2 separate regions of the Homo sapiens genome follow, and region 2 is linked to region 1. A link is an interaction called in ENCODE POLR2A ChIA-PET data of the cell type or tissue named here. Cell type or tissue: OCI-LY7. All regions are shown on one strand. Each heading gives the region's core, and the rest is flanking DNA. Links, peaks and the distances in the headings are about the cores only.

Region 1 (15,516 bases), core at 3,115-11,114:
AGTTTACATTCACTGTTTCATTTAATCCTCACACCAACCCTATGAAAGTGGTTACTCTTCCCATTCCTTCTTTTATTCAACAAATATCTGAGTGCCTATCACATGCCAATCACTGCATGTCACTGTTCCAGATGTGAGAATTACAACCTGAAAGCATACAGAACAGGTCTCCACTCTCACGCAGCTTGGAGTACAGTTGAGGACACCAAACCTGAGTGGTTACAGAAGTCTGTCTCAGGTCACAGAGCTGTAAGTGAAGCTGTCAAAATTTCAACCTGAGTTGTATGGTTCCAAAGCAAAACTCTTGCTCTTCTCATCTAATTCCAATGCTAAAAGACTTGTTCACGCGGGGGGTGCTTAACAGCTGCGTACCCAGAATACATGCACCATAAGGCATAAAAACTGGCTTATGCCCAGGTGCCACAGTAAGCAATATAGACAGTTAAGTTTCCCCAAGAAAACAGAGAATGACATGGTCCCTAAGATACAAGGCAACAAAAAACATTCTGGGAGACACAGCAAGATCGGAGCTGGGTCTTGAAAGAATACTAGTAGGTCTTCAAATAGCAGAGAAGACGAATTAATGCACGGATTAAAAAACATCATATAAACAAAATCTGGAACAAAGGAATGTACATGATGTATTTGAAGAAACCGAGCAGTACAGTCTGACAAGAATAGAAAGTGTGAATCATGGAGCTGTGAGACGTCACCATTAGCCCTTCTTCCCACCACCACTATAATCCCAATCTGTGATTCTCCGAGAGGACAAAATGGCATAATACTGGTGAAGTGTTCTGCATAGGGCCCAGAGTATGGCTGAGCAAAATAAAAGTGATTTCATCATTAGGTTATTAAGGCCCATTTGATGGCTTTATGGCATGTAGTGTGTTTTTACAACCTTAGCAATGCTGGTGTTTCTGAATGTAGCCCTTCTTCGCACTGCCACCAAAATGCCGTTCCCAATCCCAGATCCACGTCAAAAATCTGCAGAGTGCCAATTTGTTGGGGTTTTTTTAAGGTTAATATAGGAATTATATATTAAATGGACTGCGAGAAGGATGAGGGAATATAAGTAACCTGTAAAAAGAATTTCTGGATTAGCTGAGGTTGGAAATGGAAAAGATACTAAAAAGGTATCTAAGAAAGTGAATTAAAAAGTAATGGAAGTGGCTGTGCGTGGTGGCTCATGCCTGTAATCCCAGTAGGCAGAACACGAGGTCAGGAGATCAAGAGCATCCTGGCCAACATGGTGAAACCCTGTCTCTACTAAAAATACAAAAATTAGCCAGGCATGGTGGCACATGCCTGTAATCCCAGCTACTCAGGAGGCTGAGGCAGGAGAACTGCTTGAACCAGGGAGTTGGAGGCTGCAGTGAGCAGAGATCACGCCATCACACTCCAGCCTGGTGACAGAGCAAGACTCTATCTCAAAAAAAGAAAAAAAAAAATAGCTGAGTGTGGTGGCGCATGCCTGTAGTCCCAGCTACTTGGGAGGCTGAGTCAGGAGAATCGCTTGAACCCGGGAGGCGGAGGCTGCAGTGAGCCAAGATCGCGCCACTGCACTCCAGCCTGGCGACAGACAGATTCTGTCTCAAAAAAGAAGTAATGGAAGCACTGACAGAAGCAATCACAGCACTGACAAAAATGTTCAATGGAATTACATAAAGTGCTTAGTGCCATCTCATTAGTAGGTATTCAATAAGTGTTTCTTCAAAAAAAAAAGCTTCATTAAGATAAAATCTGTATACTATGCATTTTACCCTTTAAAGTGTACAATTCAATGATTTTTAGTATATTCATAGAGTTGTGACTATAATATCTACACAACCTAATTTTAGAATACTTTCATTACCCTCACTCCCCACCCCACCCATAAGCCACAGGCAAGCTGTAATACATTTTCTGTCTCTATATATTTGCCCATTTTATACATTTCACAATAATGGAATCTATACAATATGTGGTCTTAATAAATGCTTCTTGAATATTACTCAGAACGTTCAAAAGGAACATCTATCACTAAGAAACTGAAGAGTTTATGAGGCATTACTGTGAGAAGATGACATCAATCAACAACTGGAGATGAAAATGACCAATTGAAGATGCAACTAAAGGTTTATGCAATGCATTATCTTTTCCAATTCCAAGATTCTAGGTCATCTAGGTAGAGAAGAAACTGAAATAATAAGGGAAGATGAAATTCCCAAAGAAAATGACTGCATAGCACAAAGAGCCGATTACATTTAAGACCTTAATTTATGAACTGGATGAAGAAATGGAGGAGAAAGAATAGCCAGAGAGTCAAGAGAATTAGAACATCATTGCAAAGTCTTAGCAGAGGAGCCATCTGTGGTGTAGAAAGCTACAGAGGTTAAGGAGGAGGAAAACTGGAAAAGGGATTTAGTAACATTAGAGAGCTGAGTGTCAATGGTATGTGTGTTTGGTGCAGAAGAGAAGTTAAAAATTTCAAATAGAGAAAATATGGAAGAACGGACACAGTCTAACCTTCGTAGGGTTTTGAGAAGGATAAAAGACAAATGTCTGAGTAAAGTACTGAAAGAGTAAAAGTGGTTTTAAATATAAGGTAAAATTATTTCTATGCATTCCTCATACATAGTCTCAAGTAATGAAATGGTAAAAAAAATTATAAGGACTTATTTTCTTTAAAGTGAGACCTATCAAAAAGTCTTTTTCATTTAAAACATAGGTGTTATTCCCAAGGTCTCAATATCATGTTTGAATACATATAAAATATATCAAAATTACATATATCCAAGACAAAATAAAACTTTAAATAAACAAATAAAAACACTAATTTACCTTCCTCTATGTAATGATTTTTTTTTTAAAGCTGTGAAAACAGACATGGGAATTCTACAGGAAGAAGTGTAGCTAAAACAACTGGGCAGTTACAAATCCTAAATGACTCCTAAACCTGATAACTAACTTGAGTAAAGTTTCAAGATACAGACTGGGTGTGGTGGCTCACACCTGTAATCCCGAACTTTGGGAGGCCAAGGCAAGTAGATCACTTGAGGTCAGGAGTTACAGACCAGACTGGCCAACATGGCGAAATCATCTCTACTAAAAATACAAAAAAAATTAGCCAGGTGCCACATCTGTAATCCCGACTACTCAGGAGGCTAAAACATGAGAATTGCTTGAACCCAGGAGGTAGAGGCTGCCGTGAGCCAAGATCACACCACTGCACTCCAGCCTGGGCAACAGAGTGAGATTCTGTCTCAAAAAACCAACAAAAAGTTTCAAGATACAAAATCAACATACAAAAATCAGTAGCATTTCTAAACACCAACAACGTTCAAGCTGAGAACCAAATAAAGAACCCAATCCCATTTACAATAGACACACACACACACACACACACACACACACACTCCTACACACATCCAGAATACATTTAACTAAGAAGGTGAAAGAACTCCATAAGAAGAATTGCAAATCACTGATGAAAGAAATCACACATGACACAAAGAAATGGAAAAACATCCACATTCATGGATTAGAAGAATCAATATTGTTACAATGACCATACTGTCCAAAGCAATATATAGATTCAATACAATCCTATCAAATTACCAACATCATTTTTCACAGAAGTAGAAAATACAATTCTAAAATTCATATGGAACCAAAAAGAGTCTGAATAGCTAAAGCAATCCTAAGCAAAAAGAACAAAGCCAGAGGCATCATATTGCCTGACTTCAAACTATAGTGCACAGTGGCTCACACCTGTAATCCCAGCACTTTGGGAGGCTGAGGCGGGCGGATCACTTGAGGCCAGGAGTTAGAGACCAACCTGGCCAACATGGTGAAATCCCGTCTCTGCTAAAAATACAAAAATCAGCCAGGCATGGTGGTTCACGCTTGTTAGTCCCAACTACTTGGCTGTCTGAGGCATGAGAATCACTTGAACCTGGGGAGGCTGAGGGTGCAGTGAGCCGAGATTGTGCCACTGCACTCCAGCCTGGGCGTCAGAGCAAGATTCTGTCTCAAAAAAGAAAAAAGACTATGGTAAGCAAGCAGCATGGTAACCAGTACAAAAACAGACCAATCGAACAGAGAACCCAGAAATAATGCCACACACCTACAACCAACTGATCTTTAACAAAGCTGACAATAATGAACAATGGGGAAAGGACACCCTATTCAATAAATGGTGCTGGGTAAACTGGCTAGCCACATGCAGAAGAATAAAATTGACCCCTACTTCTCACCACATACAAAAATTAACTCAAGATGGATTGAAGACTTAAATGTAAAACCTCAAACTACAAAAATCCTAGAAGAAAATCTAGGAAATACTCTTCTAGACATTGGCCTAGACAAAGAATTTACTACTAAGACCTCAATAGCAAATGGAACACAAACAAAAATTGACAAATGGGACTTAAAGAGCTTCTGCATAGCAAAAGAAACACTAAACAGGCTGGGCGTGGTGGCTCATGCCTGTAATCCCAGTACTTTGTGAGGGCTGATCATTTGAGGTCTGGAGTTCAAGGCCAGGCTGGCCAACATGGTCAAACTCCATCTCTACTAAACATATAAAAATTAGCCAGGCATGCTGGTGCACACCTGTAATCCTAGCTACTCAAGAGGCTGAGACAGGAAAATTGTGTGAACACGGGAGGTGGAGATTGCAATGAGCTGAGATTGAGCCACTGCACTCCAGCCTGGGTGACAGAGTGAGACTCTCTTTCACAAAAGAGACAGGAAGACAGAAAGAGAGACAGATAGAGGAAAGACAAGAAAGGAAGGAAGGAAGGGAGGAAGGAAGGAAGGAAGGAAGGAAGGAAGGAAGGAAGGAAGGAAGGAAGGAAGGAAGGAAGGAGAAAAGAAACCAAAAGAAAGAAAGAGAGAATAAACAGAGTAAAGAGACAATCTACAGGATGGGAGAAAATATGTGCAAACTATGCATCTGACAAAGGACTAATATCCAGAATGTATAAAGGACTTAAACAAATCAACAAGAAAAAAAAAACCCCATTAAAAAGTAGGCAAAGGATATCAACAGACACTTCTTGAATGAAGACATACAAGCAGCCAACAAATGGAAGAAAACTCAACATCACCAATCAGAGAAATGCAAATCAAAACCACAATAATTCCCATCTCACACCAGTCAAAATGGCTATTATTAAAAACTCAAAAAACAACAGATGTTGGCAAGGATGCAGAGAAAATGGAATGCTTATATACCGTTGACGGGAATATAAATTTGTTCTACTTCTGTGGAAAACAGTATGGAGATTTCTCAAAGAAGTAAAAATAGACCTTCCATTCAACCCAGCAATCACCCTATACTGGGTATCTAACCAAAGGAAAAGAAATCATTTTATCAAAAAGACACCTGCACTCATATGCTTATTGCAGCACTAGTCACAATAGCAAAGTCACAGAATCAACCTAAGCGTCCATCAATAGTAGACTGAATAAAGAAAATGTGATACATATACATCACGAAATACTACACCACCTAAAAAATGAAATTATGTCCTTCGTAGCAACATAGATGCAGCTGCACGCCATTATCCTAAGTGAATTAACACACTAACAGAAAATCAAATACTGCATGTTCTCACTTAGAAGTGGGAGCTAAACAAAGGGTTCACACAGACATAAAGATGGAAACAGACACCGGGGACCCAAAAGGGAGGGAGGGAGAAGAGCAAAGCTTGAAAAACTATCGGGTACTATGTTCACTATTTGGGTGATGGGTTCAATAGAAGCCCAAACCCCAGCATTATGCAACATAACCATGTAACAAACCTGCACATGTTCCCTCTGAATTTATAATAAAAAATTAAAAAACAAAACAAAAACCTAAGAGATATATATGAATAAAATGTACATATCACATAATAATTTTACTTCTATTTATTAACAGGCTAATATCCTTCATATCAAAAAAAAGAAATTTAGAGTATATTTAAAAATCCAAATTTTAAAAATGAGGCTGACTCTTTAACTCATGAAAGCCTTCAGTTAAAATGATTTTAAAATATTCCCTTTTTACTGAAGTTTAAAATGTGATGCAATTTTCTAAAATGTACTTATGCATAACTTTTAATTGTAAAAAGTAATCCTCAGAGAGCAAACTCATACAATAACGATAAAATGGCTTCAGGTTACACCAAATTATAGCAAAATAGGAAAATGAGAACTTTACATCACGTTCACTATAAAAATTTAGACATAAAATTTCACTTACTTTTTTGAACATAACTAGTGAGATGACTGCTGATGCTGTGAAAAGTGCTGCTATGATTATCATCATGATTCCAACAGGAATATTTTGGTTGAGACCAGTAAGGGATGAAATCCAACCACTAAAAAGTAATAAAAAGTGTAATTAGGCAAAAGTTGATGTAAACTTTTTAAAAATAGCATAATATCTAACACATATTCAACACTTATCAGCCAGGCAATATTCAAGTTCTTTATGTGTATTAGTGCATTTAATTCTCACAACCCACCCAATAGGATAGATGCTGTTTTAAATCCCCATTTGACAAATGAGGAACTGAGACATTCAGTAATCTGCCCGAGGTCACACAGCTTATAAATGGCATAGTCTAAATTCAAAAGCAAACCAAACTCCAGAGTCTCAAGTGTTTAATTCCAGACTGTACATTTTTTAAGCTGTACATTTTTTAAGCTTATGAGTTTTGAATTTATTATTACTCTTTTTTTTGAGACAGAAGCTCGCTCTGTTGCCCAGGCTGCAGTATAGTGGCATGATCTCGGCTCATTGTAATCTCCGCCTCCTGGGTTCAAGCGATTCTCCTACCTCAGCCTCCTGAGTAGCTGGGATTACAGGTGCGTGCCACCACGCCTGGCTACTTTTTGTATCTTTAGTAGAGACGGGGTTTCACCATGTTGGTCAGACTGGTCTCGAACTCCTGACCTCGTGATCCACCTGACTCGGCCTCCCAAACTGGGATTATAGCGTGAGCCACTGCACCTGGCCTATTATTACATTTTTTTAAATGTTTATTTTCAATTCTGCTGAATTATGAAAGAAGATATTTATAAACCATATATCCAACAAAGGATTCACATCTAGAATATACATAACTTTCAAAGCTCAACAGAATACAAAAATTAAGAAAATGGATAAAAGACATGCAGAGACATTTTACTAAGAGGACATAAAGACGACAAATAAGCACATGAAAAGATGTTCAAAACCACAATGAGATATCACTACACACCTATTAGGATGGCTAAAATAAAAAGTAATAACCACTAAATGCTGGTGAGGAAGTGGAGACTAAATTGCTCATAATTGTTGGTGGGAGTGTAAAATAGCACAAGCATTCTAGAGAACAGTTTGTCTGTTTCTTTAGAAAACTAAACATGCGGAGAGGAGCCAAGATGGCCGAATAGGAACAGCTCCGGTCTACAGCTCCCAGCGAGAGCGACGCAGAAGACGGGTGATTTCTGCATTTCCATCTGAGGTACCAGGTTCATCTCACTAGGGAGTGCCAGACAGTGGGCACAGGTCAGTGGGTGCGCGCACCGTGCACAAGCCGAAGCAGGGCGAGGCATTGCCTCACTTGGGAAGCGCAAGAGGTCAGGGAGTTCCCTTTCCGAGTCAAAGAAAGGGGTGACAGACGCACCTGGAAAATCGGGTCACTCCCACCCGAATATTGCGCCTTTCGGACCGGCTTAAAAAATGGCGCACCACGAGATTATATCCTGCACCTGGCTCGGAGGGTCCTACGCCCACGGAGTCTCGCTGATTGCTAGCACAGCAATCTGAGATCAAACTGCAAGGCGGCAGCGAGGCTGGGGGAGGGGCGCCCACCATTGCCCAGGCTTGCTTAGGTAAACAAAGCAGCCGGGAAGCTCGAACTGGGTGGAGCCCACCACAGCTCAAGGAGGACTGCCTGCCTCTGAAGGCTCCACCTCTGGGGGCAGGGCACAGACAAACAAAAAGTCAGCAGTAACCTCTGCAGACTTAAATGTCCCTGTCTGACAGCTTTGAAGAGAGCAGTGGTTCTCCCAGCACGCAGCTGGAGATCTGAGAACGGGCAGACTGCCTCCTCAACTGGGTCCCTGACCCCTGACCCCCGAGCAGCCTAACTGGGAGGCACCCCCCAGCAGGGGCACACTGACACCTTACACGACAGGGTATTCCAACAGACCTGCAGCTGAGGGTCCTGTCTGTTAGAAGGAAAACTAACAAACAGAAAGGACATCCACACCAAAAACCCATCTGTACATCACCATCATCAAAGACCAAAAGTAGATAAAACCACAAAGACGGGGAAAAAACAGAACAGAAAAACTGGAAACTCTAAAACGCAGAGCGCCTCTCCTCTACCAAAGGAACGCAGTTCCTCACCAGCAACGGAACAAAGCTGGATGGAGAATGACTTTGACGAGTTGAGAGAAGAAGGCTTCAGACGATCAAATTACTCTGAGCTACGGGAGGACATTCAAACCAAAGGCAAAGAAGTTGAAAACTTTGAAAAAAATTTAGAAGAATGCATAACTAGAATAACCAATACAGAGAAGTGCTTAAAGGAGCTGATGGAGCTGAAAACCAAGGCTCGAGAACTACGTGAAGAATGCAGAAGCCTCAGGAGCCCATGCGATCAACTGGAAGAAAGGGTATCAGCAATGGAAGATGAAATGAATGAAATGAAGCAAGAAGGGAAGTTTAGAGAAAAAAGAATAAAAAGAAATGAGCAAAGCCTCCAAGAAATATGGGACTATGTGAAAAGACCTAATCTACGTCTGATTGGTGTACCTGAAAGTGATGGGGAGAATGGAACCAAGTTGGAAAACACTCTGCAGGATATTATCCAGGAGAACTTCCCCAATCTAGCAAGGCAGGCCAACGCTCAGATTCAGGAAATACAGAGACCACCACAAAGATACTCCTCAAGAAGAGCAACTCCAAGACACATTATTGTCAGATTCACCAAAGTTGAAATGAAGGAAAAAATGTTAAGGGCAGCCAGAGAGAAAGGTCGGGTTACCCTCAAAGGGAAGCCCATCAGACTAACAGCAGATCTGTCGGCAGAAACCCTACAAGCCAGAAGAGAGTGGGGGCCAATATTCAACATTCTTAAAGAAAAGAATTTTCAACCCAGAATTTCATATCCAGCCAAACTAAACTTCATAAGTGAAGGAGAAATAAAATACTTTACAAACAAGCAAATGCTGAGAGATTTTGTCACCACCAGGCCTGCCCTAAAAGAGTTCCTGAAGGAAACGCTAAACATGGAAAAGAACAACCGGTACCAGCCGCTGCAAAATCATGCCAAAATGTAAAGACCATCGAGACTAGGAAGAAACTGCATCAACTAACGAGCAAAATCACCAGCTAACATCATAATGACAGGATCAAATTCACACATAACAATATTAACTTTAAATGTAAATGGACTAAATGCTCCAATTAAAAGACACAGACTGGCAAATTGGATAAAGAGTCAAGACCCATCAGTGTGCTGTATTCAGGAAACCCATCTCATGTGCAGAGACACACATAGGCTCAAAATAAAAGGATGGAGGAAGATCTACCAAGCAAATGGAAAACAAAAAAAGGCAGGGGTTGCAATCCTACTCTCTGATAAAACAGACTTTAAACCAACAAAGATCAAAAGAGACAAAGAAGGCCATTACATAATGGTAAAGGGATCAATTCAACAAGAAGAGCTAACTATCCTAAATATATATGCACCCAATACAGGAGCACCCAGATTCATAAAGCAAGTCCTGAGTGACCTACAAAGAGACTTAGACTCCCACACATTAATAATGGGAGACTTTAACACCCCACTGTCAACATTAGACAGATCAACAAGACAGAAAGTCAATAAGGATACCCAGGAATTGAACTCAGCTCTGCACCAAGCAGACCTAATAGACATCTACAGAACTCTCCACCCCAAATCAACAGAATATACATTTTTTTCAGCACCACACCACACCTATTCCAAAATTGACCACATACTTGGAAGTAAAGCTCTCCTCAGCAAATGTAAAAGAATAGAAATTATAACAAACTATCTCTCAGACCACAGTGCAATCAAACTAGAACTCAGGATTAAGAATCTCACTCAAAACCACTCAACTACATGGAAACTGAACAACCTGCTCCTGAATGACTACTGGATACATAACGAAATGAAGGCAGAAATAAAGATGTTCTTTGAAACCAATGAGAACAAAGACACAGCATACCAGAATCTCTGGGATGCATTCAAAGCAGTGTGTAGAGGGAAATTTATAGCACTAAATGCCCACAAGAGAAAGCAGGAAAGATCCAAAATTGACACCCTAACATCACAATTAAAAGAACTAGAAAAGCAAGGGCAAACACGTTCAAAAGCTAGCAGAAGGCAAGAAATAACTAAAATCAGAGCAGAACTGAAGGAAATAGAGACACAAAAAACCCTTCAAAAAATTAATGAATCCAGGAGCTGGTTTTTTGAAAGGATCAACAAAATTGATAGACCACTAGCAAGACTAATAAAGAAAAAAAGAGAGAAGAATCAAATAGACACAATAAAAAATGATAAAGGGGATATCACCACTGATCCCACAGAAATACAAACTACCATCAGAGAATACTACAAACACCTCTACGCAAATCAACTAGAAAATCTAGAAGAAATGGATAAATTCCTCGACACATACACTCTCCCAAGACTAAACCAGGAAGAAGTTGAATCTCTGAATAGACCAATAACAGGATCTGAAATTGTGGCAATAATCAATATTTTACCAACCAAAAAGAGTCCAGGACCAGATGGATTCACAGCCGAATTCGATCAGAGGTACAAGGAGGAACTGGTACCATTCCTTCTGAAACTATTCCAATCAATAGAAAAAGAGGGAATCCTCCCTAAGTCATTTTATGAGGCCAGCATCATTCTGATACCAAAGCCTGGCAGAGACACAACCAAAAAAGAGAATTTTAGACCAATATCCTTGATGAACATTGACGCAAAAATCCTCAATAAAATACTGGCAAAACGAATCCAGCAGCACATCAAAAAGCTTATCCACCATGATCAAGTGGGCTTCATCCCTGGGATGCAAGGCTGGTTCAATATATGCAAATCAATAAATGTAATCCAGCATATAAACAGAGCCAAAGACAAAAACCACATGATTATCTCAATAGATGCAGAAAAAGCCTTTGACAAAATTCAACAACACTTCATGCTAAAAACTCTCAATAAATTAGGTATTGATGGGACGTATTTCAAAATAATAAGAGCTATCTATGACAACCCCACAGCCAATATCATACTGAATGGGTAAGAACTGGAAGCATTCCCTTTGAAAACTGGCACAAGACAGGGATGCCCTCTCTCACCACTCCTATTCAACATAGTGTTGGAAGTTCTGGCCAGGGCAATTAGGCAGGAGAAGGAAATAAAGGGCATTCAATTAGGAAAAGAGGAAGTCAAATTGTCCCTGTTTGCAGACGACATGATTGTATATCTAGAAAACCCCACTGTCTCAGCCCAAAATCTCCTTAAGCTGAGAAGCAACTTCAGCAAAGTCTCAGGATACAAAATCAATGTGCAAAAATCACAAGCATTCTTATACACCAATAACAGACAGAGAGCCAAATCATGAGTGAACTCCCATTCACAATTGCTTCAAAGAGAATAAAATACCCAGGAATCCAACTTACAAGGGATGTGAAGGACCTCTTCAAGGAGAACTACAAACCACTGCTCAAGGAAATAAAAGAGGATACAAACAAATGGAAGAACATTCCATGCTCATGGGTAGGAAGAATCAATATCGTGAAAATGGCCATACTGCCCAAGGTAATTTACAGATTCAATGCCATCGCCATAAAGCTACCAATGACTTTCTTCACAGAACTGGAAAAAACTACTTTAAAGTTCATATGGAACCAAAAAAGAGCCCGCATCGCCAAGGCTATCCTAAGCCAAAAGAACAAAGCTGGAGGCATCACACTACCTGACTTCAAACTATACTACAAGGCTACAGTAACCAAAACAGCATGGTACTGGTACCAAAACAGAGATATAGATCAATGGAACAGAACAGAGCCCTCAGAAATAACGCCACACATCTACAACTATCTGATCTTTGACAAACCTGAGAAAAACAAGCAATGGGGAAAGGATTCCCTGTTTAATAAATGGTGCTGGGAAAACTGGCTAGCCATATGTAGAAAGCTGAAACTGGATCCCTTCCTTACACCTTATACAAAAATCAATTCAAGATGGATTAAAGACTTAAACGTTAGACCTAAAACCATAAAAACCCTAGAAGAAAACCTGGGCATTACCATTCAGGACATAGGCATGGGCAAGGACTTCATGTCCAAAACACCAAAAGCAATGGCAACAAAAGCCAAAATTGACAAATGGGATCTAATTAAACTAAAGAGCTTCTGCACAGCAAAAGAAACTACCATCACAGTGAACAGGCAACCTACAAAATGGGAGAAAATTTTCGCAACCTACTCGTCTGACAAAGGGCTAATATCCAGAATCTACAATGAACTCAAACAAATTTACAAGAAAAAAACAAACAACCCCATCAAAAAGTGGGCGAAGGACATGAACAGACACTTCTCAAAAGAAGACATTTATGCAGCCAAAAAACACATGAAAAAATGCTCATCAGTGGCCATCAGAGAAATGCAAATCAAAACCACAATGAGATATCATCTCACACCAGTTAGAATGGCGATCATTAAAAAGTCAGGAAACAACAGGTGCTGGAGAGGATGTGGAGAAATAGGAACACTTTTACACTGTTGGTGGGACTGTAAACTAGTTCAACCATTGTGGAAGTCAGTGTGGCGATTCCTCAGGGATCTAGAACTAGAAATACCATTTGACCCAGCCATCCCATTACTGGTATATACCCAAAGGACTATAAATCATGCTGCTATAAAGACACATGCACACGTATGTTTATTGCAGCATTATTCACAATGGCAAAGACTTGGAACCAACCCAAATGTCCAACAATGATAGACTGGATTAAGAAAATGTGGCACATATACACCATGGAATACTATGCAGCCATAAAAAATGATGAGTTCATGTCCTTTGTAGGGACATGGATGAAATTGGAAATCATCATTCTCAGTAAACTATCGCAAGAACAAAAAACCAAACACCGCATATTCTCACTCATAGGTGGGAATTGAACAATGAGATCACATGGACACAGGAAGGGGAATATCACACTCTGGGGACTGTCGTGGGGTGGGGGGAGGGAGGGGGGAGGGATAGCATTGGGAGATATACCTAATGCTAGATGACGAGTTAGTGGGTGCAGCGCACCAGCATGGCACATGTATACATATGTAACTAACCTGCACAATGTGCACATGTACCCTAAAACTTAAAGTATAATAAAAAAAAAAAGAAAAGAAAACTAAATGTGCAACATCCATATAATCCAATAATTACACTCTTGGGCATTTATCCCAGAGAAATGAAAATTATGTTCACACAAAAATCTATTCACAAATTTCATGGCAGCTTTATTTGTAATAGTCCAAAACTGGACACAATACTGATGCCCTTCAACTGGTGAACAGTTAAATAACCTGTGATACATCCATATCATAGAATACTACTCAAAAATAAAAAGGAGGCCAGACATGGTAGCTCACGCTTGTAATCCCAGTATTATGGAAGGCTGAGGCGGGCAGATCACACGAGGCCAGGACTTCAAGACCTGCCTGGGCAACATGGCGAAATCCTGTCTCTACTAAAAATAGAAAAATTAGCTGGGCTGGGTGGCAGGCGCCTGTAATCCCAGCTACTCGGGAGGCTGAGGCATGAGAATCACTTGAACCGAGGAGGTGGAGGCAGTGAGCTGAGATCATGCCACGGCACTCCAGCCTGGGTGATAGGGCGAGACTCTGTCTCAATCAATCAATCAATCAATCAATCAAATTAGAATAAACTACAGATAAACATAACAACCTGGATAAATCTCCAGAAAATAACACTGAGGGGAAAAAAGCCAAAGGTTGTAGACTATGATTCCACATCTATAACCTTCTTGAAATGACAAAACAACAAAAATGAAGAACACATTAGTGATTGCCAGGGGTTAAGGAGTGGGAAAAGGGGAGTTTTGAGAGTGGCTATGAAAAAGCAACATGAGGAATCCTCTGGTGATGAAAATGTGCTTTATCTTTACTATCAATGTCAAGATCTTGGTATTTATATTTTACTATAGTTCTACAAGATTATTACCATTGGGTGAAACAGGATAAAGGGTACCTGAGATTTCTGTGTTATTTATTATGATTGTATGTGAATCTATGATTACCTAAAAGTAAAAAGTTTAACCTAAAAAATCTGAACTACATGAGGGTCTATCTTAAAACAGGTCAATTCTGTATGCACCCTCATTAGCAGACTCTTTTTACGCTATTTAGTCACATACATGCTGTTATGCTCAATTTTAGCATTTTCCCTATGTCTGTGCTAAAAAGCGAAAGAAATTACCTCACTTTCACGAGAATTAAAAAAACCTCGTGCTGTTAAAGTAAGCAGTATATTTTTAATTAAACATTTAAAACATTTCCTTTCCCTAAAATACCAAAAACTAGACACTATTTAAAATAATAATAAAAACTACTTTATCTGAGAACTGATTTTAAATATCTATATAAATTTTCTGCATGTATTTATGCCCATTAGGAGCTCTGCAGAACTGCCAGGAGTTGTCTGCCAATCACTTCTCCACTTCAGTAGCAGAATACTAAATGTAAGTCCTCAACACATTCTAATTAAATGCTAATTTCAATTTTGGTTTAATGTACACAGTGGAACAAAGTTGCATCACACATTCTTCTGACATGTAAGAATACAGCTGAATGCAAGTCAGTATAAAAGAAAGAAGAGAGGAACAGATAATTTTAGAGATGTGTACTCTTCCACCCACCATTTCACTCAAGGAATGTTTGCATCAGAATGTAAAGAGAGACCTAAATCTGCTATTACCTCCTAGCCTGGGTCCAGATAGTCTCCATTTCTGAGGTCCCCCACTGAATGAGCCATGAGAATGATTCGATTGTTTAAAGATATATGTATATAACGTGTGTGCAGTTATTCTACCTTTCAAAGACAAGTGTCCATGTATATTCGTATATAAAAATATATCTGTTTGTATACCTAAAATAGGGCTTTATACATAATAGGTATCCCTTTTCCTTAGAATCCCTGAAGCTCTTTCCTGTCCCTTCCACATTCCTTGGTCCCTCTATCTCTCTGACCACCTCAGTCTCTTTTGCAGTCTTCCTCTTAGCGCCCTTACATACATGTTTTATTTAAACTAGAAAAAATGTGCTGTTTTTATAGATGGGAACATAATCTTCAAAGACACAGGTTTGTCCAAAGTTTATGCCTTATGACATTTTAAAATTGTATTTTTAAAACAATTTTTGCTTTTTATTTAATTTTTCTAATCTGGTTTATCTGTGTTAACTAGATTAGGAAGCCAAAAATTATATTA
Region 2 (15,516 bases), core at 5,029-13,028, 88 kb after region 1:
GAGACTAAAATCATTCTTCCAATTTTCTACTTTCAACTACAGTGACTAAAGTGCACTTGTTTCCTTCTAGATTCTAGAAATTTAATCCTGGCTAGAAGTTAACAGGCAATTTGATAAAATCATTTTCTCAAGTGAACTGAGTTCACTCTCCTAATGCAGTATTAGATGACAAAGCATTAAAGCATGTACACAATATACCAAGAATGACACTAGATTTAGGAAGGTAAAGAACTGATATCTCTGAATTATTACATAATTAATGTTTCAAATTAGCTTTAGCAACTGTAGTGTTGAGGAAGCCATAGTCTCTAACCTGGGAGAAGACAACAAAACTGAAAAAGAATTAAGTAACGATAAATGATATTGACGCCTACTAAGTATTCAGCATTTACTTTTACATTTACTTTTATTTCCAATCTTTGCTATGATCTTTCCTGGTAGACTGTATCATTCTATTTTTCAGAGAAAGAAGCTGTGGCCTTAAACAAGGTCAGGAAACTTCCTTAAGATCAATTAGTGCATGTCTGAGACAAAAATTAAACTAGGACTTTCCAATTCCTAATTCCTTATTAATAATTCCAAAACTGTGGCAGGAAAATGTTATTCTTCTTCTCCAACATAATCAAAATAAAATTATTTCAACTGATAATTTGGTTTCTTCTTTGGCTGTGGTTCTCAAACTTCAGCACGCATTGCGGTCACCTGGAGGGCTTGTAAAATCCAGATTGCTGAGCGTCACTCTGAACGTACCTTGTTTCTGATTCAGTAGGTCTGGGATGATGCCTGAGAATTTATATTTCTAATAAGGAAAAGATTCTCAGATAGTCTTATTTTGTTGACTTAGAGGATCATACTTGGCTTCTGTATTTTATTAACTTCTAAGTAGCAAGTAAAGATATTCTTCAGAGTTTAATTTAAATATCATGTGGATCTGACTATGCATAGACATTAGAGTTATATCTTTACATCATTAGTTAAGCCAAGGCTACTCTGTCAATACTCTAGTAATGCCACTTAACTTTACAGTGTTACTTCACAGTGTTTACTTCATATTTCACTAAAATATCAATATGGATATGAAAACAAATGTTTTTCCAAACAAGAGAATAAAAGTTTACATCTAGCACAATTAGTTTATATCTTCAATACTAGGTTTCTCTACCAAATTCTCCAGAGGAATGAACCTTCACTGTATTCCAAATGCTCTCCTACACCATGCATTGTATTGGATATTTCTTAATCACTGCCACACATAACCTGAAAGATGCAACCTGGGAGACAGTGCTTTCACCTGCTGGAAATAAGGAGATTGACTCAATCAACTTATATAACTAATCAAGCTCAGTCTCCTGTTTATTTCTCTCTGTACATATGTCATTTTTAAGCTAAATAGTAGTCTAATAACATAAAAATCTACATGGATGATTATTGTACAGCTATACATTATATATACACTTACTATGATATCTGCTAACACAGGCTTGGGTTTCATGATTAGTATCCAAAACCTTCTATGTCCTGGGTACTTGTTCTGTAGCAGAAAAAAGCACTAGTCTAGGAATCAGAAACTGAGCACCTGGTAACGACCAATACTGTGACATCAGGCAAGTCACTCAAACTCTCTCGATTTTCTCATCTTCAAAATTAAGGGGAAATTTGATAATCACAATGGTCACCCATAGTTCAGAAATGTTATGCTACGGATTGCTGGCTGCCTGTATTCAAATTCCAGTTCCATTACTAAGAAGCTATAAACTTTGAACAAGTCACTTCGTATTTCACTGTACCTCAGTTTTTTCATCAGTAAAATGTATCATATAATTCATGAGTTACTACATGTAAAGTGCTTAATATAGTTTCCACACATGGGAAAGACTCAAATAAGTGACAGGTGAGGCTGCTATCATCATTACCACCAACAGTAAGTTAAGGATCAAGCAAAAAAGCTCTCCACCTATGGCTAACTGAGAATTGTAAAAAGTATAGCAAATATTAGGTAATGAATAGGACAAAAAATACCCACCTGTGTTTCCTTAAAATATGTTCTAAGGAAAGCAACCAGAAGCAGTTCTTTGCCCAATCTTTGTGTCACGTGACCCTATTAACTTGGCTACATAACTAAGAATAAGAAACTGGCCTCTGTGCCAAAGGCAACTATCTTTAGAATTGGACACGAGGAAACCTGGCAGGCCCAACAGAAGCAACTCGGTACTGACTAACTGCTAATCAATCCAATCCTATTCCCATTTTTGAGGAGACTGAATATGAGACATAAAATTGGGAACTATAACAGCAGCAGTAGAAGCTGACAACAGCCATGGTAGAAAGAGTGACAAACAGAAGCTAAGTTATAGGAAGGTGGCCAGAAAAGGGAGCAGAGAGCAGCAGGTAAAGCATCTGAGGGGAACAGCAATTACTAGAGTTGCCAATGAGTCACCAAAGCAAAAACAGAGCCAATAAATATGGTTACTGTTATTTTAACTGGTGAGAAATGACTTTGTGTTACAGAAGTTTTCACAATGTCCTGCAGATCATCAGAAGGGCCTCAGCTTTTTTTTTCCTTACCTCCCACATTGTCTAGAGGTTAGGGGAAAAAAAGGAAAAGGGAAGCAAAAAAGAGGAGGGAAGGAAAAGCAAGGAGGAAGCCTTTCCCCCAAGGTAGGGGGGAAAATCTTCTTCATATCTAAGCTTAATCTCCTCCTAACTTTTCTTAGGATCACCCTGTCAATTATCCTTTTCTCTCATATGTTCAACTGCTTCTTCCCAGCAAGATACCTCACATTTCAAGTCTTGATCATCTTTAAAATGCACACAAGCAAAACAAAAAACAAACAAACAAAAAAATCCCTCCTCCACCCCAGAGATCAATCTGCCAGTATTTCTCATGTGTCAATGGCAATGAACTCCTTACTGGTCTTCCCTCCCTATCCTCCGACCCCATGCCAATCTATTCTTCATAATAAGCCAGAATCAGCTTTTCAAAATACAAACCTTTTCATGTCATTCCTACAGATATAATTAATGTGAAGTAGATATATTTGAGGCCTTTGAAATTTTTAAATACTTGGGAATGGGCAATGAAAACTGGCGAAATCATTTATTGAACAGATTGCAATGACAGGTAAATTCTCACCATTAAGTGACTGCTAAGAACTGGAGACAAACTTTAGACCGGCAATAATAAATGACATTCGTTTATCACACACATCCTACAGTGTGCAAAAGCCATCTACTGTTGTAGTAATGCATTTTATAGATGTGCTATACACCTGTGCTACCTGTAAATATGGTAGCCACCAGCCACATGTAGCTCTTAAAATGTAGTCCAATTGAGATGTGCTAAAAGTATAAAATACATTAGATTTTCAATTTCAAAGATTTAGCAAAACAATGTAAAATATCTCTAATTTTTATATATCGGGGGAACCCACCCCCAATATTTCAACGTAAGTTCTATTTTTCATAAGTGTCGGCCGGCTAGAAATAAAGAGAGACAGTATAAAGAGAGGAATTTAACAGCTGGGCCACCAGGGATGACATCACATATCGGTAGGACCGTGATGCCCCCCTGAGCCTCAAAACCAGCAGGTTTTTATTAAGGATTTCAAAAGGGGAGGGGGTGTATGAACAGTCGGGGTCCCTGACTTCCTGCAACATTTATATTGATTAGGTGTTGAAATAAGATTCTTTATATGGAGTAAAATAAAATGTATTACAATTAAGTTCACTTGGTTTTTCCTTTTTTTCTAATATGGCTACTAGAAAATTTTAAATTGCATATGCGGCAGAAATTATATTTCTATTGGACAGTACTGATCCAGGCACTACAACTTATTCAAGACTGGCTCATAGAATAATTTCACTTTTGTCCATTTGGACAAATTCAATTATGTTAGCAAAAAGAAATATGACAAACTAGACTTAAATTTCCTCTAAGTTTTTCAAAATTACAAAGGATGACAAGAGACATGATTAGAATCTTTCCAGTCCAGTATTTTTATATAACACAGTAGCAGATTTTCACCATTAGTTCCTTCACACTTTTTCATGAGATATAAGGTATTATTTTGAATATATTAAACATTTATAAGAAAATGCACATTTATAGTTCTATCAAGGAAGCCAATGGGAAATTGAAGGCTACAGATTCAAAGAGAGAAAGAAAATTCATCTAGGTTAGCATGATACCAGACTCTTAATTATTTCATGTAATCCTCAGAAGAGCTTTATGACTTGGGTTCTGTATCTTTTCTTTCACTGCTGAGAATACTGACTTAGAGATGTTTTAGTAATTTGCCCAAAGTCATATAATAAGTGACATGGTCAGGATTCAAATCCAAATCTAAATCCAAAGACCAAGTTGTTGGAAGAAAATGCAATAAAGAAATTTATGTTCAAAACTATATTTCCTCAGAAGAAAAAGAATAAATATTGTGCTGCTCTATAAAATGTAATTAAAATACTCTTCAATAGCTCTGCTTGGTTCAGTCAAGACTATACACTTACACTAGACAATTTGATTAAACAAGAAATGCCCCAAGCTGAGAGGCCCTCCCCTGAGTTCAATTTTTCCCCTACTCCATAATTCTCAGAGTTACTATAATCATATGAATTTAATAAATACTAACAAATTCACTCACCTGGAAGAGTACTACAGTTTCTAAATGCCCCACTTTTTTTAAAAAGGAGCTAGGAAAAGCCATTAAAAATCTCTCAACAAGACTCTAAGACAAGTGTATTTAGCGAAACTTTTATAACTGTGATACGTGCTTAATAATCACTAGGAATTATTCAATAAATCATGATTTTGAAAAATTCATATCATGGCAAGGGTCGTAACAGTCTTACTCAAATCTAAAAGAAACTCACTTATGTTTATAGACCCAAATCAGTCCTTAGTAAATTAGAAACTTAACTAAAGCAATCATGCCCAAGCCAACTTACCTCCTAAGTAGGCATCTGTTTGATTATCGAGTACACTCTATAGATTCTAGAGAAAGATTTCTTTGGAAACAAACATAATTTGTGAATATAATTTGGTAAAAATTTCCTGCAGATAATTAATAATAAATGTAATGAACCTAAATAATATAGAAAACAAGAAATTCTAGTTTCTTAGCTTACAGCCAAAATGACATTGAGAGGTCTGGTCCTTTTTTTGTTTCATTTTATATTGCCAGCAGCACTTTTAAGCAATTGCTATGAGAAATTATTTCTCACATTATCCTTACCCTTATTGAAGCAATTCCATGAAACAATTTTATTCCAAGTCCTGTCACTCCTGAGTAAACTTAGAAAAATTAACTTCTGTGTCCGAATTTCCCTACCTATAAAATGAGAGAAGTGAAGTATAACAACACATATGCCTTCTGCCTCAGATTCTGCATTTAGGGGAACTGAGGCTCTAAGATAGTTCAGGCCTCATCTTCTCAGGAAGTTCTGTTTCTGCAATATGAAGAACATGTTATTCTTGTTTTGTTAGCATCAAAGCATTTATCACACATTATATCTCCCAACTAAAGTGTGGATTATTTGACATCAGAAAATTCTCTTTATCTTGTATCCCAAGTGACTATCACAGCATCTGATTTTTGGGAGTTTCATATACGTTACTAAATAACCTACTCTTACTCCATCTTCAATGATGATAATCTCTTGGAGACAATTGAGTTTGGTCCACTTTAATCTCCAATGCAGTCACAGTAATTATATAAAATTTTAAATAACCATAAAGACCTATTAAACTGGCAAGCTCTCCATTTTAAATATAATGGTTGATAAAGACTGAGAATATGTTTTGTTTGTTTTTCAAATTATACCATTAGGTCCACTCAAACTCACTAACCAAAATAACAGAAATTAGATGGTCCACTGGCAAAAGAATTAGATACCAAATGTTATCAGATACCATAGAGGTAAAGGCAGTCCTGCTAGTCCAAATTTCACACTCTATTTTGTAGTACCATATCTGAGCTATAGGAACTACATGAAAACATGTTCTGACTGAACTATAGTCAAAAAAAGATAATATGCCTAAAGATAGAGCAGTGGCAAGAAACCAAATTACGTCTTAAAGCAATCAGTAGGGCAAAGAACTGAACATTTAGAGAATATAAACATGTCTTACATGGATAGTAAATCCTTAAGAAAGATTTAAAAAATAGAGGTGTAATTTTATCCCCATGTGGCAACTTTCCTACATAGCAACTTTCCTACAGCTAGGGATGCTTGTTTTAGGTTGAGTTAGTCAGTCTCTGTGGTTTTATATTGGATGTAGCAAGCCTAAGGTAAGTAGCATATTGCAAAAATGCAAATTAATGTATTCCCAAAGCTTGAAAGTAGTAATACATGCTTTTTCTATTTAATATAAACATTTTTAATGGAAATGTTTATAGCTGAATCTCAGGGGAACTTCACCACCACTTAGAGTTCAGTTCATAAGATAAAGTTCTATAAACTATACATACTGCAGGCAAACATTTCTGTGTTCTTAGCCTGGTGTCAGGGAGATAAGAAGAAGGAGTAAGTGAAATTTGCAGAGGTTTGTATTCCACTAGCAGAGGGGAGAAGGTAAGAAGGTGGGCTCTGGAACCACACTGCTTAAGGTTTGCTTCTCTACCTCCTAGCTAGGTGACCACAGGCAAATTAATTTTTCTAACTTCAGTATTTAGTTATTGTTGTTGTTATGTTTCTTATATTAATAGTTCCAGGAGTTTTCCTTTTGAATCAGAAAAAAAGATGGGAATCTTTTTAAATAACAGATAAAGAAAATAAATAATAATGCAAGATTATCTTTTGTTGCAACATGTAATTATTATTTATTTTACCCCAAGTTGCCTGTATTTTCTAAAGCAGGCTCTGATTTTTTATTAACTTTCAAACTTTTTGGTATTAACATAAATAGAAACAAAAACAAGACATGCAAATTACTAGTTGCCTTACCAAGCTCAGGGATTTTAGAAGCTATTATATATCATGACTTGAAGTGAGGATAACAGTAAGAAGAACTCCTTTTATTGTTATGACAAATCACCTTGTGATGTAGGTTTCATACAAATGTTGGAGAGTTGTGCACTTGCTTGGAGATTTTTGAAAAAGACATCTAATTTTTTTTTTTAATATCTGAGCTATTAGTTTTTAAGGTTATGATTACTTTTCAATGTCATGGTAGGCTAGCAGGGGATGAATCCCTGATATCACAAATGAACCTTCCCCCTCTTTGGGTACATTACTGTAGAGAATGCTTGGGTTTGGTGCTACATACTACAATTGTAAGCACTGGCCTGGGAAGCTTAACCACCATTTAGAATTTGTTTATAAGAAAAAGTGCCAAATGGTGGTAAAATTACACCTAGTTTACCAACTCCTGGCCATGACTGGCCAATACTCCTGATGCTCTTTTCCCATTACCTACCACTTTCACTTGACAGTGCTCTCCATATATCCCAAATTATCATATAAGAATTCTAACCACCATTAGAGGATTTCCACAGATTAAATGGCTGCCGTTAGCATGTATATAACACAGCCACAGCTTATTTCTCTTGAAGAAAGTGAGAACTTAAAGTATTTGTTACGTACAGAATGCTTCTACACTATGCATTGTTTTCACTGTGTTTGAGAAGCAAACATCTTTAATAGCTATATATACTAAATTATTTGCATTCAAATGTTTTGTGTTTTCTTCTACTATCAATCAAGTTATAATTATCAATGTATAACTATCACAAATCCCTCCTTCCTAATTTGATTTCAGCAATACTCAAAATGCATAACGCTTTACACTATACGCATATCCTTTGCTTTAAGAGTTTAAGGGGTTCCAGTGTTTCTGCTTAAATGCAAAAATGTATTATTTAATTCAACTGTATTCTGTAAAATAAATGGAAGTATTTCTTTTAAGGAAGCATTTATTTTTTAAAAAAGGAAACATATCAAGTTGGTAATACTGACAATGTGTTCATAATTACATTCTAAAACCAAGTGTAAAACCTGCTATTAAATTTGTTTTTAAGCATTAAAGTATGCAAAGACTTAGAAGCAGTTGCAAAAGTAGCTCTGGCAATTTTAGAAGCCGGACAAGTTAATATATACTCAGAAAACCTGGTGACTACCAGGTATTTGCAAGGCATTTTTGCATGAAATATGAGGGCTTTTTCAGATAAAATATTTCATCTCCTTTGCAAGAACACAGATTAAGAATACTGAGATTTTTGACAAGTGTGCCAAGATCATTCAATGGGGACTGAACAATCTTTTCAACAAATGGTGCTGGAACAACCATTATAACCACATGCAAAACAATAAAGTTGACCTTACGTCATACCAAATACAAAAATTAACTCAAAATGAATCATAGACCTAAATTCAACAGCTAAAACTATAAAACTCTTTGAAGAAAACATAGGGATAAACCTTCTTTACCTCAGATTTGGCAAAGGATTCTTAGATGTGACACTAAAACACCAACAACAAAAAATAGGTAATTTGAACTTAACACAATTAAAAGCTTTTGTGCTTCAAAAGATGTTATCAAGAAAGTAAAAAGACAACCCAGAAAATGGGAAAAAAAGTCACAAATCACATACCTGATAAAGGTATGTATCCAGGATATATAAAAACTCTTATAACTCAATAATAAAAAAGACAAATAACCCAATCTAAGAATAGCCAAAGGATCTGAACAGACATCAAAGAAAATATGCAAATGTCAATAAGCAAATGAGAAGATTCTCAACATCATTAGTTATCAGCAGACTGCAAATCAAAACCACAAGATACCACTTCACCCCCACTAGGATGACTAGAATAAAAAACAGGTAATAGCAAGTGTTAACAAAGATGTAGAGAAATCTACATACCCATACACTGCTAGCAGGAATATAAAATGGTACAGCCACTTTGGAAAAGGGTCTGGAAGCTCCTCCATGATTAAACAGAGTTACCATATGACTAGGCAATTCCACTTGTAGGTATATATCCCCAAAAGAATTTAAAACAGGTGATCAAACAGAACACTTGTACAGGAATGTTTATAGACACATTATCTGTAATAGACAAAAAACAGAAACAACTTAGGTGTCCAGCAATGGATAAAGAAACATTACTAATTCTGAAAAGCACCCAAAGCCAAATGCCAAGGAGAAGGGGATTACTGGATTGCTCTCTGGGTATAGATCTGCAAGCCTTCTGCACAGAAAGGAGAACAGGGTTTTCCACACCAGTCTACACATATGAAGTCAAACGCTGCAGGACATTACAGACTGCCTCAGTAGGAACAACTCAGAGACTTGTTACAAGGTTAAATCTAACCAAACTCCATGTCACCTTTTATATCCCACACCCACTGAAAGTTGGAAAATTCTCCCTTGTGATTTAAAAACATCTTACAATATTTGCAAGTATATTACTCCACTACACCACCAAAAACTGTAGGTCTAAATACAGGCTTAACTCTATCACCCTTTTGGCAAGAAAATGTTACTTTACACTTACGGTTTAGCAATTCTGGTTGAAACAGACAGACTCACTCAGGTCACCCCAAATGCTGGGAGCAGGAGAATATTTTAAAGATATATACAGAAAGAAGAACGCCAGGTTTCACAGAGATTGAAATTCTTCATGACATGGCACATCCCTTCTAGTTAAAAAACACCTCTAATGAAGGACAGGAATTCTTGAAAATGGCCTTCAAAAGCCTAGTGAGATAACTGCTATTCCACTGCTTTGGACAAGTACCTTTGTTAAGATCAGTCAGCTGAGGCCAGGGTGGCAAAAGTCACACCCTAGAGGACATGATCACAAATGTGTAAGCTACCATGAGGGCTGCTCCCTCAGCAGAAGCTGAGGCTCAGAGCATAGCTGGTCTCTGAACATAAAGCATCCTCTCTAGCTGAACTGATCATACTTAATTCCAATATCCAATATGGTCGATATATTAGAACAGAGAAAATGCAGGAATACCTAGTTTCACTGTACTTCACAGATATTGCCTTTTTTAAAAAAATAAATTGAAGGTTTGTGGCAACCCTGCATCAAGCAAGTCTCGCAGCACCATTTTCCCAACAGCATGTGCTCACTTCACATCTCTAGCGTCACACTACGGTAGTATTCGCAATATTGCAAACTTTTTCATTATCATTATGTCTGCTATGGTGATCTGTGATCAGTGATACTTGATGTTACTACTGTAATTGTCTTGGGGTGCCACAAACCATGCCCATAACACTGCAAACTTACTTGATAAATGTTATGTGTCCTGGCCGGGCACGATGACTCACGCTTGTAATCCCAGCACTTTGGGAGGCCAAGGCAGGCAGATCACCTGAGGTCAGGAGTTGGAGACCAGCCTGGCCAACATGGTGAAACCCCGTCTCTACTAAAAATACAAAAAGTAACCAGGTGTGGCGGTGCACGCCTATAGTCCCAGCTACTCGGGAGGCTAAGGCAGGAAAATCGCTTGAACCTGCGTGGTGGAGGTTGCAGTGAGCCGAGATCACGCCACTGCACTCCAGCCTTGGAGACAGAGAGAGACCCTGTCTCAAAAAAAAAAAAAAAATTGTGTGTCCTGACTATTCCACCAACCAGTTGTTCCCATTCTCTGTCCCTCTCCTTGGGTCTCCCTATTCCCTGAGACATTACAATATTGAAATTAGGCATCTCTGTAGGTTATCCAACTTCTGCTTGAATTTCTGCAAGTGCTGGAGAATGCCCTACCAAAAGAGCATTGTCAGGCCATGGTAGCAGATTTTTAAAAGTCTGTTTGGACAAAATTTACCTTTACCTTCAAGTAAACTTTGCCAGTTAACCTTAGATTCTTTTTCTAAAGCAACAAATAACAAGTTTATTCACTTACCTAAGAACACTTTAAGTATCTGATGGGAGCTCTCCTATTTCCCTTTAGCCCTCTGTAGACTAAATCCACTGAGTAATTGAAACTTAAATTGTTCTTCCTAGAACTTGATTCCAGTCCCATGACCATTCTGACTGTCCTCTTTGGGCATATCCTAGTATTTTCAAACCACTCTTTAAATATGCACTTGCAATTGAGAAGAATACCCAGCTATTAGACCAGAACAGAATACTATAGGATTATTAATTTTAAGGAACTGATCACTAATTTCACTAAGCCAATATATATTTTTCAGCAACTATATCACACTGGTGGTTCATATTAAGGAAATAACCAATAAATTATTTGGATCTGCATTTATCACTATTAAATATTAATCATAGTCCAAAAAAAACTTTTGGTAATATCAGCACAAGAACAGTTTACTTTCGAAATTTTCATAATCACCATCATCTCATATGACTGTAAAGCTACAGGGCCAAAATAAAACTGTGTTCAAATCTTAGTTTTGTCACGTGGCACAGCAGCCTCCTATGGCAGCAGCCTTCCCCTGGCCATATGAGATGCTCAACCTAGACAAAAGTTTTCTAAACATCTGAAGAATACCGACCATGGCAACGGACACTTCACCCTAAATGAAGATTGTCTCAAAAAGAATGACAAATGTGGTTTTTAAGGCATGGTTTGAACTCTGGTAAGATTAAAAAGAAACTGTTAAGAGAGTTGTGACAGCCTGGACTAAAGAAACAGTTCAAAATTAATAGAAACTTCTGGGCTCCCAATTTTCAATGGGCAAGAAGCAGGCCAAAAATGCTACTCAGCTGCCAAAAGGGCTCATTCTTATAGAAAAAAATAAATAAAGGACCTCTCAGAGGGTGGAGCCAAAAGCAGAAGAAAATAACAGGTGAAGGAACCAATACGAGGTAGCAGAACTGGGCCCTAATCAAGAAACATTCATTGTCCCCAATGTAGGGGACCCTAACAACACGTGCCTGGCTAGATTTCAGAACTGCTATGCATCAGCAGGTGCTACACGCCTCCCACTCTTTCCCTATTTGAATGGGAGTGTCTAGTGAAGTTATCCTACGACTACCTCGCCATTTTATACTAGGTGTATCTTCAGATCATAGGTCTGTCTCCAGTCAAGAAGTGGAGCCTATTGCTTGCCACTCCTTTTAAAATCTAGGCTGAACTTGTGCCTTGTTTTGACCAACAGAATACAGCAGAAGTAGCATATGATTCAAGAAGCCTTGTAGATTCAGCTCTTGCCCTCTGGGAGCACTGCTGCTACTATGCACAAAGCCCATTTATTACTAGTAGAGAGGCTACATGAAAGACAGCTAATTGCTGTGCCCACTGACATCTCCAGGTAACCAGCAGGCACTTGAGTAAGGATATCTGAAACCATAAACCAGGTGACTGAAGCCACTTTAGTGACTCCAGAAAAGAACATTAAAAAAAAGAAAAAACCTGCCCAGCTAAGTCTAGCGCAATTAACAGAATCGTGAGCAAATAATTGTTATTTTAAGCCATTATATTTTGGGATTGTTACATAGCAACAGATAAGTGAGACAGTGGTAAATAAGATAATGGTGCATCTTACAAAGGATGGCATCTTAAGTTGATGAAATATAACAGCAGCTCAATATGTGCTTTTTAAAAACATTAACATGAGGAAAAATGAGCAGGAATTCATGCAGTTGACATGAACGTAAAATAACACAGGCCCACAAACTGCAACCACTATGTTCCAGATTAATGTTAAAAGACAGTTTTCAAAATGTGACAATCACAAAGGAAATCCTCAGAATACTTTCCTAGTGCTATCCAATCTCCAAACTCAAAATTTTATATCTTTTTTTTGTTTGTTTTTTGGGTTTTTTTTTTTTTTTTTGAGACAGGGTCTCACTCTGTCACCCTCCCGCCTCAGCCTCCCAAGTAGCTTAGATTACAGGTGTGCACCACCACACCCAGCTAACTTTTAAATTTTAGTAGAGATGGAAGTCTCACTATGTTGCCCAGGCTGGTCTCAAACTCTTGGGTTCAAGCAATCCTCCTGCCTTGGCTTCCCAAAGCACTGGGATTACAAGCATGAGCTATCAAGCTCAGCCTCAAAATTTTAAACAGATAAGGGAGGAGTGAAATCAACTTGTAAGTATCATTGTCAAGGTAAATGAAATAAGATGGATAACATTCTTGATGTTACAAAATGAAAACTAAGGTCTGAACGTTTGTTTCCTTAAAAATCACATGCTGAAACCTATCACCAACGTGATGGTATCAGAAGGTGAAGACTTTGTGAGGTGACTAGGTCAGCAGGGCTCTGCTCTCAAGAATGGGATTAATATCCCTATTAAAAAAAGGACCCAGAGGCCAAGTGTGGTGGCATACACCTGTAATCCCAGCACTCTGGAAGGCTGAGGCAGGTGGATCACTTGAGGCCAAGAGTTCAAGGCCAGCCTGGCCAACATAGTGAAACTCCGTCTCTACTAAAAATACAAAAATTAGCTGGGCATGGTGGCATGCACCTATAATCCCAGCTACTCGGGAGGCTGAGGTAGGGGAATCGCTTGAACCCAGGAGATGGAGGTTGCAGTGAGCCGAGATGGCACCCCTGCACTCCAGCCTGGGCGACAGAGCAAGACTCCGTCTCAAAAAAAAAAAAGAAAAGAAAAGAAAAGGGCCCCAAAGAGCTGCCATCCCCTTCTGCCATGTGAGGACACAAAGAAGATGCCATCAATGAGGAAAAGGACTCACCATACACTGAATCTGCTGGGACCTTGATCTTGGACTTCCTAGCCTCCAGAGTTCTGGGCAATAAATTTCTGTTGTTTATAAATTACCCACTGTGAGGTACTATACTTTGTTACAGCAGCCCAAACAGACTAAGACAAATGAATAACACACTTGAATTATGGGTCATTTTCAATTTTAAATTTCAACTCTTACAATGCCACCAGATTACTGTAACTTAAAAGATAACATAAGTGAGAATGCTGAATTTTAGGCCATTTCTAAAAAAAATTTCAATAGACTAAAATTAATTTTTGAGGCCAAAACAAAATGGACACTATGCTCAATTTTAACATGGAGATATTTTATTAGGGAGGAACTACGTGTTGTGAAAAAGCACCAGAATTCAGACAACCTTGGTCTAGTCTAGCAGGTTGATGTAGGCAAAGCACTTAATTATTTTTAGCTTTGATTCCTTGACTATGATCAGTCAAACAGCTACTACCAGCACTCCAGAAGATCCAAAAGTAACATAAATTTCACTAAATTCATAGCTAAGCATATAGAGATTATTAAACAGAACTTTTTTTTTTTTTTTTTTTTTTTTTTGAGATGAGTCTCGCACTGTCGCCCAGGCTGGAGTGCAGTGGTGCCATCTCAGCTCACTGCAACCTCCACCTCCCAGGTTCAAGCAATTCTCCTGCCTCAGCCTCCCAAGTAGCTGGGATTACAGGTGCCCGCCACCACGCCAAGCTAATTTTTTGTGTTTTTGGTAGAGACGGGGTTTCACCATGTTGGCCAGGCTGGTCTCGAACTCCTGACCTCGTGATTCGCCCGCCTCAGCCTCCCAAAGTGCTGGGATTACAGGCGTGAGCCACTGCGCCTGGCCATTAAACAGAATTTCTTAAATTACTATTAATACTAAATATTAGTACCTAATTAAAACCACTATACATTAAGCTCTTACTATATGCTAAATGTATGTTCATCTAATCCTATTTACAATCCTATAGAGAATGTACTATTACCCTATTTTACAAAATAGTAAACTGAGTCTTTCTTTTTTAATACTTCTAGGGTACATGTGCACAACGTACAGGTTACATATGTATACATGTGCCATGTTGGTGTGCTGCACCCATTAACTCGTCATTTACATTAGGTATATCTCCTATCCTTCTCCCCTCCCCCCACCCCATGACAGACCCCGGTGTGTGATGTTCCCCACCCTGTGTCCAAGTGTTCTCATTATTCAATTCCCACCTATGAGTGAGAACACGCGATGAGTAAACTGAGTCTGAAAGAGGTTAAGTAACTTTCCAAGGTCTCACAACCAGTTAGTGTCAAAGCCAGGATCAAGCCCAGATCTTTTCAAATTCTTGAGCCAAAATTTTTTAATCCTATCCTCTGCTGCCTCCCCTCAACTCTAACCTCCAAATACAAAACAAGAATTTTGGTATCAAAATGCAACCAGGGAGCACATACAGTGTCACCAGTAATGGACTAGAAATCAGGAGACCTAAGTTCTAATGCCAATTCTACACTACCTACACATGGGCACAAGACAATGAGCAAGTGTGCCTCTGTGGGCTTTGTTTTTTAATCTATGAGATCTGACTGAATATATTTTAAGAATTTGCCCCCCCAGCTGTGAAATTCTAATTCTCTTCATATTTTAAAAATTAATTTAAATGTTATTTCCATAATGAACTATCTTATTCAATCAATTATCATGTTAATATGCAAAAGCATAAAGCATGAAAATTTTCTGACCACTTACTAATTTCTTCCTTTTATGAACAAACTGCACTTGTTCCGGCACTTAACCATACACTCTTATGCTGACTTGTAAGAGCCTATATTGCTGACCTCTGCTGGTTATTAAACTCTCCCCTTTCATTCATTTTCCAAGCATATTTGTCTCACTGTTA

The links. ChIA-PET counts read pairs that join two places held together with the same protein. Peaks named below come from ENCODE experiments on the same cell type or tissue, not always from the same donor. Only the 100,000 strongest peaks of a DNase experiment are listed, where the experiment ranks them.
Region 2: POLR2A ChIA-PET joins it to region 1 with 18 read pairs; 2 of 35 experiments call an interaction of 5 or more read pairs at or near these places.

What each region holds. Positions count from the first base shown.
Region 1 is chr5:78,450,079-78,465,594 of GRCh38, reverse strand. It overlaps SCAMP1 (secretory carrier membrane protein 1), which reads right to left. Exons shown (of 9, transcript NM_004866.6): 8 at 6,233-6,350. Among named protein-coding and RNA genes, the nearest start is that of SCAMP1, 97 kb to the right of the region's middle. RefSeq lists an enhancer at 7,655-8,264. In OCI-LY7, for the core only: no CTCF peak of the experiment used is centred there; a DNase peak (open chromatin) is centred at 6,564.
Region 2 is chr5:78,364,151-78,379,666 of GRCh38, reverse strand. All of the region lies in intron 1 of SCAMP1 (secretory carrier membrane protein 1), which reads right to left. Among named protein-coding and RNA genes, the nearest start is that of SCAMP1, 11 kb to the right of the region's middle. In OCI-LY7, for the core only: CTCF peaks have their summits at 11,925 and 12,125; a DNase peak (open chromatin) is centred at 12,126.